Linked DNA regions of Homo sapiens: region 1 is linked to region 2. A link is a contact called in ENCODE Hi-C or POLR2A ChIA-PET data. All regions are on one chromosome and are shown on one strand. Each heading gives the region's core, a stretch centred on a gene start or an enhancer-like site at or near the end of the contact. The rest is flanking DNA. Distances are from core to core; before and after follow the strand shown.

Region 1 (3,541 bases), core at 1,042-3,541, 540 kb after region 2:
GAGCCTCCAGTTCCTCATGTGTAAAGCAATGCCTGCCCCTAGGGTTGTGCCAGTGTTCCATGAGACAGTGCACTCATATGTTAGTAACAAGCTGGCGGTTATCAGCCAATAAACGCTGCCTCTTGATTAATAAACGTGTATCCCTCAAAAGCCAGCTCAATTGCTACCTCCTTCAGGAAACCCTCTGAGGCCGCCCCATTGACAGCCTGCTCTTGCGCACTGATTGGACAGAGAAGTTCAGGTGCTGTCAGAAGCCTGGCCTTGGCTTATGGGAACTGGTGCACAGGGAAGTGGGGTAAAGGTGATGGGGAAGGTATAGGGCCTCTTGAGTGCAGTGCCAGAGGGGCCTTGGAACAGAGCAGTCTCCATGCCCTTGGTGCCAGACACTCAGACTGGCAAGGAAACCCCAGCCCCGACCTTGCTTCCCCATTGGATGGAAGTCTCCTGCTCAGGCCCCTCCTTCCCGGGACCCCCCACTCACCACCCGCTTGTCCATGTCTGCCCCGCTCTGGCCCTGCAGACAGGCCTGCAGCCGCTTGTGGATGTTGTGGGCTGCCCGCTTGGCCGGCTCCAGCCGCTGTTCTACCTGGGAAGGAGGTATGGAGGTTAAGGATCAAGAGAGGCTGTCTCCCCCTGAGCAGGAAACTTTCTCCTGTCCCCTGGGGACCCCATGGCCAACAGCTTGAGGAATGACTCAACCCAGGCCCCTACCTGGCGTCCCCGCCCCGGCCCTCTGCTCCGAGACAGCCTGCACAGGCCTGCCTTCCCACCTGCCCGGCCCAGGCACGTACCTGCAGCAGGTCCTCACCCAGGAACTCAGCGGTCTCCGGGGTGCTGCGGGGAGTGGTGGGGGGGGGGGGGAGAGTGCTTCTGCTGAGCCTGCCTGGGTTAGAACGCCCCCTACTTCCCTTCCCCGCAGCAGGGCACCTGGACCCCAGTGCTTCCACTGTCCCTCCCAGCTGAGGCCTGCCCTGGGTGGCCCAGTTGCTTCATCCCAGTCGGAGCACATTCCATGGGGGTGGGAATAGGATACATGGGTTTTTCCTCCTCCACCCAGGGCTGTGTCCTGAGAGAGGGCGGACAGATGAAACTAAAGGGGAGGCTGAGAGACCCACCCGGGGCCCAGCTTTGGGACACAGAAGCCTCTTTTCTGCCCACTCCCAAATCCTCAGCCCACCCCGGGATGAGGAGTATTAGCTGGCCCCAAGAACGGGAAGTGCAGGAGCTCAGACTCCTAGGCACAGTCACACAGCACTCTGGACTACAGCTGTGGGCAGGGGTGCACAGGCCCTTGGCCCCCACCTGGGGACACATGGGGGATGCCAAGGCCCACTGCAAGGTGGTCTGACTGTCCAGGCTATGTAGGCATCTGTGCCAGTGTGAGACTAGAACCAGGTCTCTGGACACCCAGTCCCCTCCCTGGACCCAGAGAATGGGGAACTCCTGAGGCTGGGGGAAGAGGAGCAGAGAAGACAGGCTCTGAGAGGCTCCCCAAACTTCCGGCCTCCGTGCCACCGGCTCAGAGGCTGGGGGTGGGAGCTGGGAGACCTGGGGATATTTCCACCTGAGTCCAGGAAAAGCAGAAACGAGACAGAAGCAGGAGGCCCCTGGGCTGGGGGGAGGGGGAGGGGGAGGGACGCTGCAGGCCAGGGGCAGGCCCCTCCTCCCACCAGGCCAGGACCCATCTCCTCCCCTCGCCCCAGGTCTGTGGCCCTAATCGACCCTCCTCCCTCCCCGGCCCAGCAAGCAGAGGTGGTGAACTGTCCCATTGTCCAGAGGGGACAAGTGAGGTCAGGAGGACCATCCACTTAGAGACTCGTGGAGGCAGAGAAGTCCCAGCGTCCTAGGGCAGAGAGCATTCTCCCGCCTGAAGCCCCCTCCAATCCGGTAAGGGGGGGCATCCCTTCCCCCAAAGGCCACCCTTGCTCCTCCAGCTCTGCCCGAGAGACGGGGGCGGCGTTCAGAGAGGAGGAAGAGAGAGCAGGAGTCTGGCCGCTCAGAGGGTGGCTGCCCAGCTGTCCCCAGCCTCCCCCACCCCCGTCTCCCCCGACCCTTTTACGACCCCTCAAGTCCTGCCGGGGTAAGAGTGGGGCTGGAAGCGGGTGACACTCACCGTCCCAAGCTGCCCGTCTGGGCCAGCTGCCGCATGCGGTGCAGCTGCCTCTTCATCATCTTGGGGGCGAGCTGGGGGCTGCGGGGTCACGGCGGGGGTCGCGGGCCCGGGGAGCCCCCGGTCCAGCCTGCCTCTCCTGCGGCGCGGCTCTTGCCCCGGATGGGTGGGCGGCGCTCTCGCTTCCTGGGCCGCCGCGCGGCTCTTGCTGGCGGCCGGCTCTCTCCTCCCCCGCTCACGACTCCGCCCCCGGCCCCCAGGTCACTCCTCTCTCCAAGTTGGTTTCCTCGCTCTTCCCCGGCTTCCGGGCCCCCGGGCGACCCCCGGCCGGGCCCCCGCTGCTGTGTGTCCGCCGGCCGCGGCCGTCCACAGGTTGTGCCCGGCTCCTCCTCCCCGCAGCGCCCCGCCCAGCCCCGGTGGCGGGAAGCAGGTAAGCCCATTCCTGCCCCTGCGCCCGCAACCCGCCCCAGGCGGGGTGCCTGCCCCACCCGCAGCCTGCAGACCCGAAGTATAAATAACCTTTGCATCCCTCGCAAAGAGGAAAGGGTACCAAGCGAAAGAGGGGTAGGCCTTTCTGACCTGTCCTGGCCTCTCTGGGCCTGCCGCGGATACTGCCTTGCACTCTCTTCCGCAGAGGACCTCTGGCCCCCTGGAACTAAACCCCCCACCACTGGATGACTGGCTGGGAGCTTTGGCTTCCTGGGGCCACGGGCTGCTGTGTGGCCGTGGACAAGCCCCTGGAACTCCGGACTCGCTGTTTCTAATGGTCTGATGGGCCAGCTGTCCTGGGCCTGCCCATTCTGCAGAGTGGACAAGACACCCCTGCCAGCTCCCTTTAAGGGAGGTGCGTGCCACCCCTCAGCCACCAGGAACCCTCCCAGAGCGGTTCGCGACACCCTGTTCTCCACATCTCCTGGCAGTTTGCTCCATCTGTGAAGCCCGTCTCCTCTCATTCCTCCTGGCAAACAGCCTCAGTCCCCCTTCCTTCTTGTAGGGCAATGATGTAGGTGCTGCTCTGACTGCCCCCAAACTCAGTAGTTCTCCTCTTTGGCCCTCCACTCAACACAGAGTTAGGCATACAGTAAGTGCTCCATAACTGCTGGTTTTACAAGATGTGAGCGCCTTTAGGAAACAGTAGGCTCTCCTTACCCTGCACCCCTGTGGCATCAGGAGCCGCAGGCGTGGGGAAGAGGGGAGGGTGTGCCCCAGAGTCCTGCCACACCCTCTGCACTTTGCTTTGTTAGTTTCAGTTTAGTTTGAGACTATTTGAGCCACTACTGTGTGCCGGTGCAGACTGTGTGCCGGTGCAGACTGGGCGCCTCTCAGAGGCAGGACCTTGGCCCCACACATCTCCATACTCCCAGCACCTAGCCCAGGGCCTGGCACACTCACTGGCTGCTTCTCTCCTCCCTAATGAGGCAGGACTCATTG
Region 2 (3,682 bases), core at 931-3,430:
AGACATGGTCTCGCTCTGTCACCCAGGCTGGAGTGCAGGCGATCTTGGCTCACTGCATCCTTGACCCCCCGGCCTCCCCTGCACAGTAGCTGGGACCAAAGGCATGCAAGACCACACCTGGATAATTTTTGTATTTTTTTTAAAGACGAGGTTTCTCCATGTTGCACAAGCTGGTCTTGAACTCCTGAGCTCAAGTGATCTGCCCACCTCGGCCTCCCAAAGTGTTGGGATTACAGGCGTGAGCCACTGTGCGCAGTCAAGCTGAAACTCTTAAGCAAATTTTAAATCTTACTTTAAGGAACAATTTCCTCACCTGTAAAATGGGGACACGAGGATATGATGGAAGTGAAGTCACTTTGTAACTGGTAAAGCTCTGTACAGATATTAGTTAAGATGGTTAATTTCATTAACCTGTGAAGATTCTTAACTAAACCTTGCGCAAGTTGCATTGGCTGCCCTGTCTAGGCACTAATATCTTTAGACGGACTAAGGAGGAAACACACTTTTTTTTTTTTTGAGACAGAGTCTGGCTCTGTCACCCAGGCTGGAGTACAGTGGCATGATCTTGGCTCACTGCAACCTCTGCCTCCTGGGTTCAAGCAATTCTCCTGCCTCAGCCTCCTGAGCAGCTGGGACTACAGACTATGGCCAGCACACCCAGCTAATTATTTGTATTTTTAGTAGAGATGGGGTTTCACCATGTTGGTCAGGCTGGTCTCAAACTCCTGACCTCAAGTGATCCACCCGCCTCAGCCTCCCAAACTGCTGGGATTATAGGCGTGAGCCACCGCACCCGGCCTACACGCTTCTTTTCACAAGAATGACACCCGCAACTATACTTCCCACGTAAATGGAGAGCAGTCTGGCAGATTCATCTAGACCTAGGGTTGGGTGATTATTAGGGAAAGAAAAGGTCCAACCAAGCCAGTGGGCTGAAGAGAGGACATGACCTGCTCAGTCCGAAGCAGATGTGTGACTAAAGTCTAGTCTCCTGGCTTCTCTGCAAAATACCTCATTATCGGCATTATTAACCCTAACAACTGCCATTTATTGAAATCCCACTATGTGCACGAATGGGGACCAATTTACTTCTAGATATTACAACAATCTTGTATTACTGTGCCCACTTCCTGGATGATGGGTCTGAGGTTCACAGAGATCATTTGCCCAAGTTCCTACTGAAAGTGCTAAGGTATTTCCTGAGACTGGCTCAGGGTGTGTTGCCAGACAACAATGCACACATTTTTAACACAATACTAAACTTAGTATATTATACTTATGTTAAAAATTTCGGAGCCGGGCGTGGTGGCTCACGCCTGTAATCCCAGCACTTCGGGAGGCTGAGGCGGGCAGATCACTTGAGGTCAGGAGTTCGAGACCAGCCTGGCCAACATGGTGAAACCCCGTCTCTACTAAAAATACAAAAAATTAGCTGGGCGTAGTGGCGGGCGCCTGCAATCTCAGCTACGCGGGAGGCTGACGCAGGAGAATCGCTTGAATCCGGGAGGCGGAGGTTGCAGTGAGCGAGATCGTGCCACTGCACTCCAGCATGGTCGACAGAGCGAGACTTGTCTCAAAAAAAAAAAAAAAAAGGACATGTGGTAATTCCCCTAGGGAATTTGGCCTTAGTTGTGAAAAATAAAAAAGCTATAATCAATTTCTGTTCTATCGGAAAAAAATGTATTGGCTGTTTAGCTGAAATTCAAATGTAACTTAACATCCCGTATTTTTTATATGCTACATCTGGCAACCCTGGCTTGAGGCTACCTGGCAAAAATCAAAACAGGTTCCTCCTTGTTATGCCCTATGCCTCTGTTGCCTTTATTTTTATCTTTACGAGCAATCATTAACAGTAACTTCAGACTCCAGGCTCTGGTCGCTTTAGGAGGCGGAAGGCGGACTAGGGTAGGACTCCTGGCCCTCATCAACAGGACTGCCAAGAAGCCGGGCACCTTCTGCCCCGCACAAACATGGCCGCGCCTCGCCGCCGAGGATTGGCTCCCGCCGAAAGCTCGTCCTCCTGGCTAAGGGAGCCCCTTCCATTGGGCAGTTAAAAAAAATGGCGGACCCCGCCTCCCGCCGTCCTCGGGCGCGGGGGCGGAGCCTAGAGGAGGCCTGGGACAGGGCCACCAGTGATTGGCGGAGAGCGGTGGTCAGGCCATCACGTGGCCCGAGGCCCGTTTGTTTGCGGAAGTAGGAGGAAGTAGAAGTGCTGAGTAAGCCGAGGTGAGTGACCTCGCGGGTGGGCGGGGCCTGGGGGTCCGTTCCCCAACTTCCTCGGCGCTCCGGACTCCCAAGTCTCCGCCGGACCCTCCTTTGGATATTCCTCGTGTCTCCGATTCTGAGGCATGTCCTCCATTAACCCTTATGTGACTCCCTGAGTGCCCCCACCTTCCATCTTTTCATCCCCCTGCGTCCCCAATTCCCATCCCGAGACCGCCCGTGTCTCATCTCGAACTTGTGGACCCCAGGGACCCCAGCTTCGACCCTGAGTTTCTCCCCTGAACCCCAGTCTCCTCCGTGTGTCTCCCTCAGTATCCCTAACTTCCCGAGTCAATCCATCTCTTCTCTTTCCCCGACCCTCAGTGCCTCTTTAGGCCCCATTGGCCGTCCTAATTTTCCTTCCTGTGCTCCTCTAAGTGCTCACTTGATTCCCCACTTCACGTCCGTCTCCACCTTTCGTGGTGCCTCTACTCATTTCTCACTCCCTGCTTCTCCTGCCTTTCCTCCCTGCTTTTTTTCCTTGCCTTTCCTCTCTCGCGTGCCTCCAGACCTGCCCCCGACATGCTCCCTCCTTCCCCTCAGCCTGGCCACCCCAGAGTCTCCCACCCCTAATCCTGTGTCCACCTCCTGCTCCCACAGATGACTTGGAAGCTGGTGACAGGGAGCATGTGACCAGGGTGATCATGGGACTGGGTCGGGGCAAGCCTGTGGGTGTGGGACAGGGAGGGCACAGGGCAAGGGGACCTGTGGCCGTATTTTTAATGGGCTACCCACATGACCCCAACGAATACCTCCCCCTAGCTTCTGGGTCTTTCCCTCACCTGCCTCTTACCCGCCCAACAGGATGTCAGGCAGGTTCGGTTTGGCAACGTTGAGGCTGCACCCTTGGGCTGAATGCATTGTTTTTGAATGCATTGTTTTTGTTAGAGTTTCTGCCTGGAGTTTGGAACCTGTTTTCTGTCCAAGTCTCAGTTTCCTCATCTGTGACAGGGGAACTGTACCTCCTGCCCTCGTAAGTCTGCCATGAGGTTCAAAATTTGAATGAGAAAATGTAGAAGGTAAAGCTTTATAACCAGTATGGCCCTGTACAAATACATGATTTTACTGTTGGGTCATAGGCAGAATTGAAAGGAGTGGAAAGGGAAAGGGCTAGAATGAGAAGACAAGGAGAGAAGGATGAGCAGGAGGTCCCTTGTCTTTCAGTGTATCATTTGGCAGTGTTTGTTCATCACCTCTTGTGAGTCAGGCTCTTCTGTATATGTTCTCTTCACCATTCATTCAGTCATCGTTTATCTAACAAATATTTACGGACTGTCTGATGTTCTAGGCTACCCTTGGTGTGGCCAATGATATTCTCACTTCACATGAGAAAAAGAGGGCGCATGAGTTGCTTGAGGTCACACCGATGAGGTTGAAGCTGGAATCTGACACCAGAGCCTGTGTGATTGTCCTGATGTGT

Evidence for each region. A loop is a pair of places that touch in the nucleus more often than their neighbours do. ChIA-PET counts read pairs that join two places held with the same protein, here RNA polymerase II (POLR2A). Pooled maps may share reads with other maps.
Region 1: a loop to region 2 is called in a map with no recorded cell type, with 4 times the contacts of the local background. The contact joins the promoter of SH3BP1 here to the promoter of PLA2G6 in region 2. A Hi-C loop is called at or near these places in 1 of 37 single-sample maps with no recorded cell type and 3 of 50 pooled maps. POLR2A ChIA-PET finds 5 or more read pairs at or near these places in 1 of 52 experiments (naive thymus-derived CD8-positive, alpha-beta T cell).

Annotation. Positions count from the first base shown.
Region 1 is chr22:37,638,419-37,641,959 of GRCh38, reverse strand. It overlaps SH3BP1 (SH3 domain binding protein 1), which reads right to left and starts at 2,291. Exons shown (of 18, transcript NM_018957.6): 1 at 2,114-2,291; 2 at 792-834; 3 at 482-586. The coding sequence starts at 2,172. PDXP-DT (PDXP divergent transcript) reads left to right here. Exons shown (of 6, transcript NR_109952.1): 6 at 1-128. RefSeq lists silencers at 2,074-2,513, 2,544-2,693, 3,324-3,541.
Region 2 is chr22:38,180,328-38,184,009 of GRCh38, reverse strand. PLA2G6 (phospholipase A2 group VI) reads left to right here and starts at 2,180. Exons shown (of 17, transcript NM_003560.4): 1 at 2,180-2,346. RefSeq lists enhancers at 1,908-2,017, 1,934-2,228, 2,178-2,627, 3,258-3,327, 3,608-3,682.